Linked DNA regions of Homo sapiens: region 2 is linked to region 1. Evidence: chromatin contacts called from ENCODE Hi-C or POLR2A ChIA-PET data. All regions are on one chromosome and are shown on one strand. Each heading gives the region's core, a stretch centred on a gene start or an enhancer-like site at or near the end of the contact. The rest is flanking DNA. Distances are from core to core; before and after follow the strand shown. Region 1 has its middle 37 kb from the start of EGR2. Region 2 overlaps LOC107984012 (a long non-coding RNA gene).

Evidence for each region. A loop is a pair of places that touch in the nucleus more often than their neighbours do. ChIA-PET counts read pairs that join two places held with the same protein, here RNA polymerase II (POLR2A). Pooled maps may share reads with other maps.
Region 2: a loop to region 1 is called in a map with no recorded cell type, with 3 times the contacts of the local background. The contact joins two enhancer-like sites. A Hi-C loop is called at or near these places in 5 of 37 single-sample maps with no recorded cell type and 7 of 50 pooled maps. POLR2A ChIA-PET finds 5 or more read pairs at or near these places in 4 of 52 experiments (GM10248, GM12878, PC-9 and 1 more).

The regions. Positions count from the first base shown.
Region 1 is chr10:62,851,854-62,855,581 of GRCh38, reverse strand. No RefSeq gene overlaps it. Among named protein-coding and RNA genes, the nearest start is that of EGR2, 37 kb to the right of the region's middle. Within about 2 kb of position 2,066, at least 4 of the 41 ENCODE cell types and tissues checked have a DNase peak (open chromatin) inside an H3K27ac peak, as active enhancers do.
Region 2 is chr10:62,914,340-62,918,067 of GRCh38, reverse strand. It overlaps LOC107984012 (a long non-coding RNA gene), which reads left to right. Exons shown (of 5, transcript XR_001747465.2): 3 at 1,011-1,107. Among named protein-coding and RNA genes, the nearest start is that of EGR2, 100 kb to the right of the region's middle. Within about 2 kb of position 1,872, at least 3 of the 41 ENCODE cell types and tissues checked have a DNase peak (open chromatin) inside an H3K27ac peak, as active enhancers do.

The sequences.
Region 1 (3,728 bases), core at 817-3,316:
CTGGGATCCTTCTTCTTTTGTAGCTTTTCATCTTAGATTTCTTAATTCTTTAAAATGAACATTACTAATTTCCTCCTTTCAGTCACTACCTTCCAAGATATTGGAAGTTTTAGAGCATTTTATATCTATGCAAAAATATGGAATAAGGTGTTTGAAATTAAAGTTTCCTATCAAAAGTCAACCTCTTCCCAAGCCTGTTATATCCTGGCTCAAATGGTCCCATTCTCCCCCCTGACTCCCAATCATTGTATCCCATTAACTTGTCTCATGTTCTTCATTGTGCTTACAATTATCATTATATAAATATAACTTACATATTTATGTTTCATATTTATATGATTCCAGATCATAATTCTTTTGCTTTTAGAAACAGTGACCTTGTCTTGTTCACTGCTATTTCCTGGTGCCTAGAACATGCTCTGTGAAGACTGGTTGTAAGAGAGAAACAAACCTGAAAAATTGTGATGGTCAGTCCCCATCTTTCCAGAGCTAGGCTACTAATGAGGGACCCTTGGTTGGGAGACACCAAGGTTTCTTAAGATTCCTCTTAGAGTTCCACCACCTTTGAGGGTTCCTGCTTACTGAATTTGGAAATGGGTGCCTCCCGACCCACACAGCACCAAAGAATGCTTTGACAGGTGACTTTTGTCTTTTTTCAAATTACAAATGATTAAAAGAAGCCCCACATAGGTTAGATAAGATGACTAGGTCATTTCGAGACCAAGGGTCTAAACAAAGGCCTAGGCATAAAAAAGAATTGAATAGGCTAGGCAAGGTGGTTCACGCCTGTAATCCCAGCACTATGGGAGGCTGAGGTGGGCAGATCATGTGGTCAAGAGATTGAGCTCATCCTGGGCAACATGGTGAAACCCAATCTCTACTAAAACTACAAAAATTAACTGGGTGTGGTGGTGTGCCCCTGTAGTCCCAGCTACTCAGGAGGCTGAGGCAGGAGAATTGCTTGAACCCGGGAGGTGGAGCTTGCAGTGAGCCGAGATTGTGCTACTGCACTCCAGCCTGGCGACAGAGCGAGACTCCATCAAAAAAAAAAAAAAAAAAAAAAAGAATTGAATAATTTTTCAAGACATACATTGGGATGTTGCATAAACAAGGCTGAAAAAAGTAACTTTTTTTTAAAGTAAAGAATAATGACTAGCTTGTTTTTCTCAGAAATGTATTAAGCATTGAATTATGTTATAAAGACATGACTTTCTATTTCCACATATTCTGTTTCAAGAAGCATTTTAACAGCAGCAGTTATGTCCTGGTTTATTGAGAATATCTGCCCCTGGAAATCTAAAAAATCAATATGTGTGCATTATTTTACCTACAGTCATAGCGTCATTGGACGTTAGGCAGGAAGGCAGCAGAGACACTTCCTGATGATCAACCCACTTGTTTTTACTAATACAAATCCTGAGGATCAGAGAGTGGAGAGGTTTGTCTGAAGTGATTCAGCTGCAGCCTGTGCTGGATCATCTTTATTGGCCTGGCTCCCTTTGCCAGCCAGCTCTGTAAACTACATGGATCAGGTTCTCTAGCCTTCTGGGTGGGAGGCAAAGGCAAGAGATTGGAGGATGAGTAGAGGGCAAGGCTGGGGTATTTACTCCATCAACAGCTTCCCTTCTGGGATGTGATTCAGTAGCGGTTGCATTTTTCGACCCAAAGCCGCAGCTCCATCCTGTGGTTCCTTTCACCCCAGGAGTGACCAGGCTTCCGTTGTTGCTAACTCCAGCCTGCTGAACCTGGCTCATGCCTTGCTACATAGTCCCTTTTTACTTACTAGTTTCCATTGAATATGTCATCTGTTTCTTATCTGGGCCCTAACCATACACATTCGAATCCAAGTCTTCTGACTACTGTCCAATGCTGTTTCTATTCCGTTCCCAAATTCAAAGGCTGCTTTAGAAATACAAAGGACTCTGAAAAGTTCTGAAGATCAAATGTACAGCAGGGTGACTATAGTTAATAACGCTGTATTATAGACTTGAAATTTGCTAAGTGAACCGATCTTAAGTGTTCTCCACAAACACACACAAGGATGACTATGTGAAGTGACGGATGTGTTAATTAGCTTGATTGTGGTGACTGTTTCACAACGTACATCAAAACGTCACATGCACAGCTTAAATTTATACAGTTTTTTGGTCAATTATACCTCAATAAAGCTGTAAAATATAAAGATCTATATTTGACAAAAAAGAAGGAAATATACATGACTCTAAGTGCTCTGATTATGTGGAAATATTTTAAAATACTTTGATGAAGTACTAGAAACAGAATCTAAAACTATGGGTAATGAGGCCACAGAGAGGGGAAAGACTGACTCTAGGGAGGTTCTGCAGGAAATCTTGCAAAGGTGAAATTTGACTGAGGCAAAATGTGGAACTGTCTAGAGGGGCAGGAGGGCACTGTGGTTCCTGTGTGGTCAGAGGAACTGAGGTTGCTGCTTTCAATCCTGCAAGAGCTGAAGTCAACCCACCCTGGGTGTGATTTTATGAGATATGTGTTTTTTATCCAGCACAGCCCCTAGGTATAAGCCAAATACTTTGTGCTCAACTAAAGAAGCAGTGCATTTTCCCAACACTGGATAGGAAAGCTGGTTGCATTTGTCTCAGAGAGGGGGCCCCTGCTGGTCTCCAGCATGGTGTCTAGTTGAGATATTGCCAAGAATCAACCTGACCAGGCAGAGTTTTCACCTTAAATCCTGACTTCACTGGAATATCATCTCTACATACTGGTGTTTCATCTTAATTCATTCCCACTTGCTTCCTTTTCCTCATGAAAATGGAATATCAGGCCGGGTGCGGTGTCTCACGCCTGTAATCCCAGCATTTTGGGAGGCCAAGGCAGGTGGATCACCTGAGGTCAGGAGTTTGAGACCAACCTGGCCAACACGGCAAAACCCCATCTCTACTAAAAATACAAAAATTTGCCGGGCACAGTGGTGGACACCTGTAATCCCAGCTACTCAGGAGGCTGAGGCAGGAGAAGCACTTGAACCCAGGAGATGGAGGTTGCAGTGAGCCAAGATCGTGTCACTGCACTGCAGCGCCTGGGTGACAGAGCTAGACTCTGTCTCAAAAAAAAAAAAAAAAAAAAAAAAGGAATAGCAGTAAAGTCATGAGGTAGAATGTAAAGCGAAGTTTCTTGAATAGAGCTGTGCCTCAGAACTGAAAATAACTTTGTTCTAGTCTCATCTCTGTCACTGACTTCATGGGACCTCATGCAAGTGTCTGGGACTCAGGTTCCTCTGAGTAAAATGAAAACTCAGATTAGAATGGCATTTGAGGTCATTTCTGCCTTTCAATTGCTATGATCCCCTAAATAATCAGACTAAATGACAACCTCTTCTCTCTTGAGCTCTCTGCCTATTTGGAGAAACAATTCATGTACTCAGGGTCCCTTCCTCCTGGGTCTTGGAATATGTTTCATAGAGAAAGTGATGAGGTTCTGGTACCCCTAACATTCCTGGACTCAGCAACTGGTGTCTAGACCCGAAGACCTCATGTTCCTGGAGCCCATCCTCTGGCCACTGTCTTCCTGAAGACATGTCATATAGGAAACACAAGGCAGGAGACAGATCTCACAACTTGATTGTTCTGTTGGTAGGACCAAAAGAATCATTTGGAGTTTGACTGCATTATCCAAATCACTTTTCCATTCTACTTGACTCCATCTGTCAACATATGCAAAAAAAAAAAAAAGTCAGTCCAACAATTTTCCTT
Region 2 (3,728 bases), core at 623-3,122, 63 kb before region 1:
AAATTATGAAACTTCTCATCTAGGTGCTTCCCCTCAGCTTCATTACGCAAGTAACTATTCTAGGTTTTGTGTTTACACTTCTTTGGGGTTATTTAAATATTTAAATATCTAGCCGTGTAGAAATTCAAATATCTCTTAATGAGGCAAACTTCTAAGCAGAGACTTCACGTCAATGTTAACTGCTTTCCAACTGCAAATGATGTGAAAGTTTCCCCGAACTAATGGCTGGCTGACTCAATGGAAGATGTCACCTTTAAGTTCCCTGAAAAGAAAAAGTCCTCCAAGCTCGTCCAAGGCCAAGTACAACTCACACCTTTACAGCATGAGGGGATATCAGCCTGTTCAATGTGGTTAAAGGGAAAACAGTGAAACCTGAGTTGACAAGAGGAGAGGAACATCCACAAAAGGGGAATGAGCACAGAGAGAAATCAGTCAGAACCTCAGAGGAAGGAACTGTGCTGGGTGTCACACTTTATAAAACGTTAACTAGCTCTTCCTCTGACATTATGAATCTGATATGATTTGCAGAGACAGTGGGGCCAAACGAACAGAAAATTCATTCCAGCCTAACATTCTTCTCTTCCATTTAGCAAGTGTCTTATTACTAAAGTTTATTTCTCTCAAAACTTGGTCTCTGTGTGGCCAGTTGGTTTTGTTCTGTCCCATGGGACCAACCAGGCTCTTAACCTGACCCTGCACTCTGGCACTCAGGGACCAAAAAGAAGGAATGATGTATGCTCCCAGTAAATAATAGTGTGTAGATTCCAGTAAAACAGTTCAGAGAAGGGTCTTGTGAAAATGGGGCTGGAGAGGAATTGTCTTGATGTGAGAAAGGTAGCATGCATAGGGTGGCTGTTGGATATCAGTGTTTTCCAGAAACAAATGGTGTAGTGGAACCATCAAAGGACAATGCTGAACTCAACTCTTTCTTGAAGTCATAGGAGGTGGGACATTTGTGTCTTGAAAGAAGATTACATTAAGCCTGTTGCCTATTCCTTCTCTCCTTCCAGAGCTATAAGTTGGTGCTGTTTGCCAGGGTTGGTGTCTACAGAGGGCCAGGGGAATTCCAAGCGAGGGACTCAAGGAGAGCTTCTTGGACTCCTCAAGGTAAGAGACGTGGTGAGATACTTGAGGATTTCTGGTTCCCATTCTAGTGCCTGCAGCATTAAAGAGCCAACAAGGACTTAAGACAGAAGCCCATGCCAGGAGTAAAGCATGTAAAATAGACTCAAAATTTGTCTGTGCCAAACCTCTTAGGAATGGAGTATCTGCTTAATGAAGGAGAACCCATCCATATACTTAGGAGTTGGAACACCAATATATGAGAGTTCTCAACCTATGGGAACTCTAAAAGTGCTCTTAAATTTGAATTCCCTCCCTTCCATTCTGGCCGAGACTTGGCCCCTAGGAAAATAGCAAAGTGCAAAGGTGTTGACTCTAGTCAGTTAATAGATCCACTAGTGTTTCTGCATTACTCACTGTTAGTCACCAAGCATTCACTAAGCATCCACTGTGAGCATGAACAGGACTACAGGCTGTTAGTTGTGTCATTTGCTGATGTGTCTGCCCTCTTCTACTGCTCCTACTTCCAACGTCTATGTAATATTTTGTATCTCCTGACAATGCAGCTGGGTTGGGTACTAACAAAGAAGGCCAGAATGAGCTCAAGGGTATTGCATTATTGCTGGAAGAGTGTTCCCATTAATAAAAGCTGGCATTGTGTAATGTCATTCACATATTACTGTACATGAGATGATGCAATGTGATGCTGGCCTTTGATTCACCCAGAGCTTAATGGGAGAATGAGACTGGTCATTCCAAATCCCTGAATTTTTACCACTGAGAATCATAAAATATTAGAGCTGGGAGGGACTTTAGAGAATAGCTCACCCAACCTCCTTTGTTTTACCAATGGGAAATCTGAGGCTTATGTTATTCTTTGTTGAATGTACCAACTGGAATCTGGCCAAAGTGCCTGTTTCTACTCACAAATGTAACGTTTGGAAACAGATTGGGTCCTGTGCCATCTGCTACCATCCTTGGTAGACTAGAAGACTAGGAATCCAGAATAGTTCCAAACCGTCTATGCACTTCATCTACATTATTAGCATCCCGGTTCCAGAAATTCTCTCCCTGAGGGTACTAGTATGTGGCACAAAGGCAGGGAAAATAAAAATAATTCTTGTTTTCTTATAATTTCATCTGATTCATCACTGCATCAAGGTGAGCTCGCTAATCTTAGATCTCAGATCTCCAGGGCATGGGCCCAGCCCTCTTTGATACAGAGCTATGAAGGCTGTCCAGCTTTGGTAGCAATCTCAATGGCATGTTTTTGTTGGACCATTTAAAAAATGACACAGTCCCCATTGGAGCTTGCACCTGTGTGTTTGTCTACCTTCTGCTGTATCTCCTTAATAGGGGAGGCAGGTAGTCTACCTGTTTAGAATGAGTTCAGGCTACGTAGTCTACACAGCATCAAGATATGGAATGTGTAGTTCACAATTCACTTTTGCCTGAATTATTTGTGTAATTGTGGAATGGGTTAGAAAGGGCATTTTAAAGAGTTATTCTTGGCTGTGGTAGGCTTTGTTCAATGGAAACATGTTTGGCTCTGTGTGAGCTGGCCTAACAGAGAAGTCATGGACAACATCCTCTTTCTTAGGAAAGCTTTCAACTGAAGAGTACTGCAAAAATCTTGGGGACACAGAGCCAAATGAAGCTGTTGACCCAGGGTTGGCCATCACAAGTGTTTTGTAGCCAAGGAAAAATTTGCCTGGGATCAAGATGCTTAGCAGGACTCCTGAGAGTGCCAGAAAGGAGACTGGAAATTAGTAGAAGTTGCTTCTGTTTTTGAGAAGGGCCCTTCTGTGTTTACATAATACAGAGTTTTTGAAATAGAAACCCCTGGCCAGAAAGTTAGAGGCCAAGAGAAGAAATAGAAATTAAATGAAATTCTTCCTTCGGCCTCCCCCTCATCTCTGTAAAAATAGACAGAGACTTCCTTTTCCACTTACAGATGGGGAGGGCACTGTTTTGCAGTTAGAGCTGAGTTGTGAGGTTGAGGCAAGCTGGGTTGGTGTTCGAAGAGAATTACCATCTCTTCGAATTGAAACCCATACCCTAAAGGGTCTTTGGATTGGGAAATAGTGCAACCTCCCCATGCATAAGAGTAGGAGGCACTCCATTTAACTCTAGAACACCATTTTTTGGCAAGCCTAGCATCTAGGCTTAACTTAGCTACACCCTTCTCCTACTTTATTAGAAGCTGGGCATTGAAACTTATCCCTGCCACCTACTAGAGAGAGAGCAAAGAGTATCAGAATGGTCTTTTGAAGGATCTGGTATATTCAAGAGACAAACGCACAGTTTTGTTTTCATTCATTCACTTGCTTAATAAACATTTATTCAACTTCTGCCTCTCCTAATCTGTGTGATTTGCCATGTTTGTGGAGAATGGAATATGAAATTACTGAGTCTTGGCCATCCACGATCTTTCACACTAGGCAGGGAGATAAGACAGACCCACAAATAATGATAATAAGCAGTGAAATGTAACAAGCTCCTCAAGAAAGACGGAATGAAAGGTTATAGAAATTCAGATTAGAGGAGGACCTAGCTGAGCTGAGGAGGGAAGGCTTCATGGTGGAAGTGACAGTAGGAATGATGAAGAGTAGAATTCCAGGTGGTGAACTGCACATGCAAAGGCATTAAGGCCACAAAGCATGGAG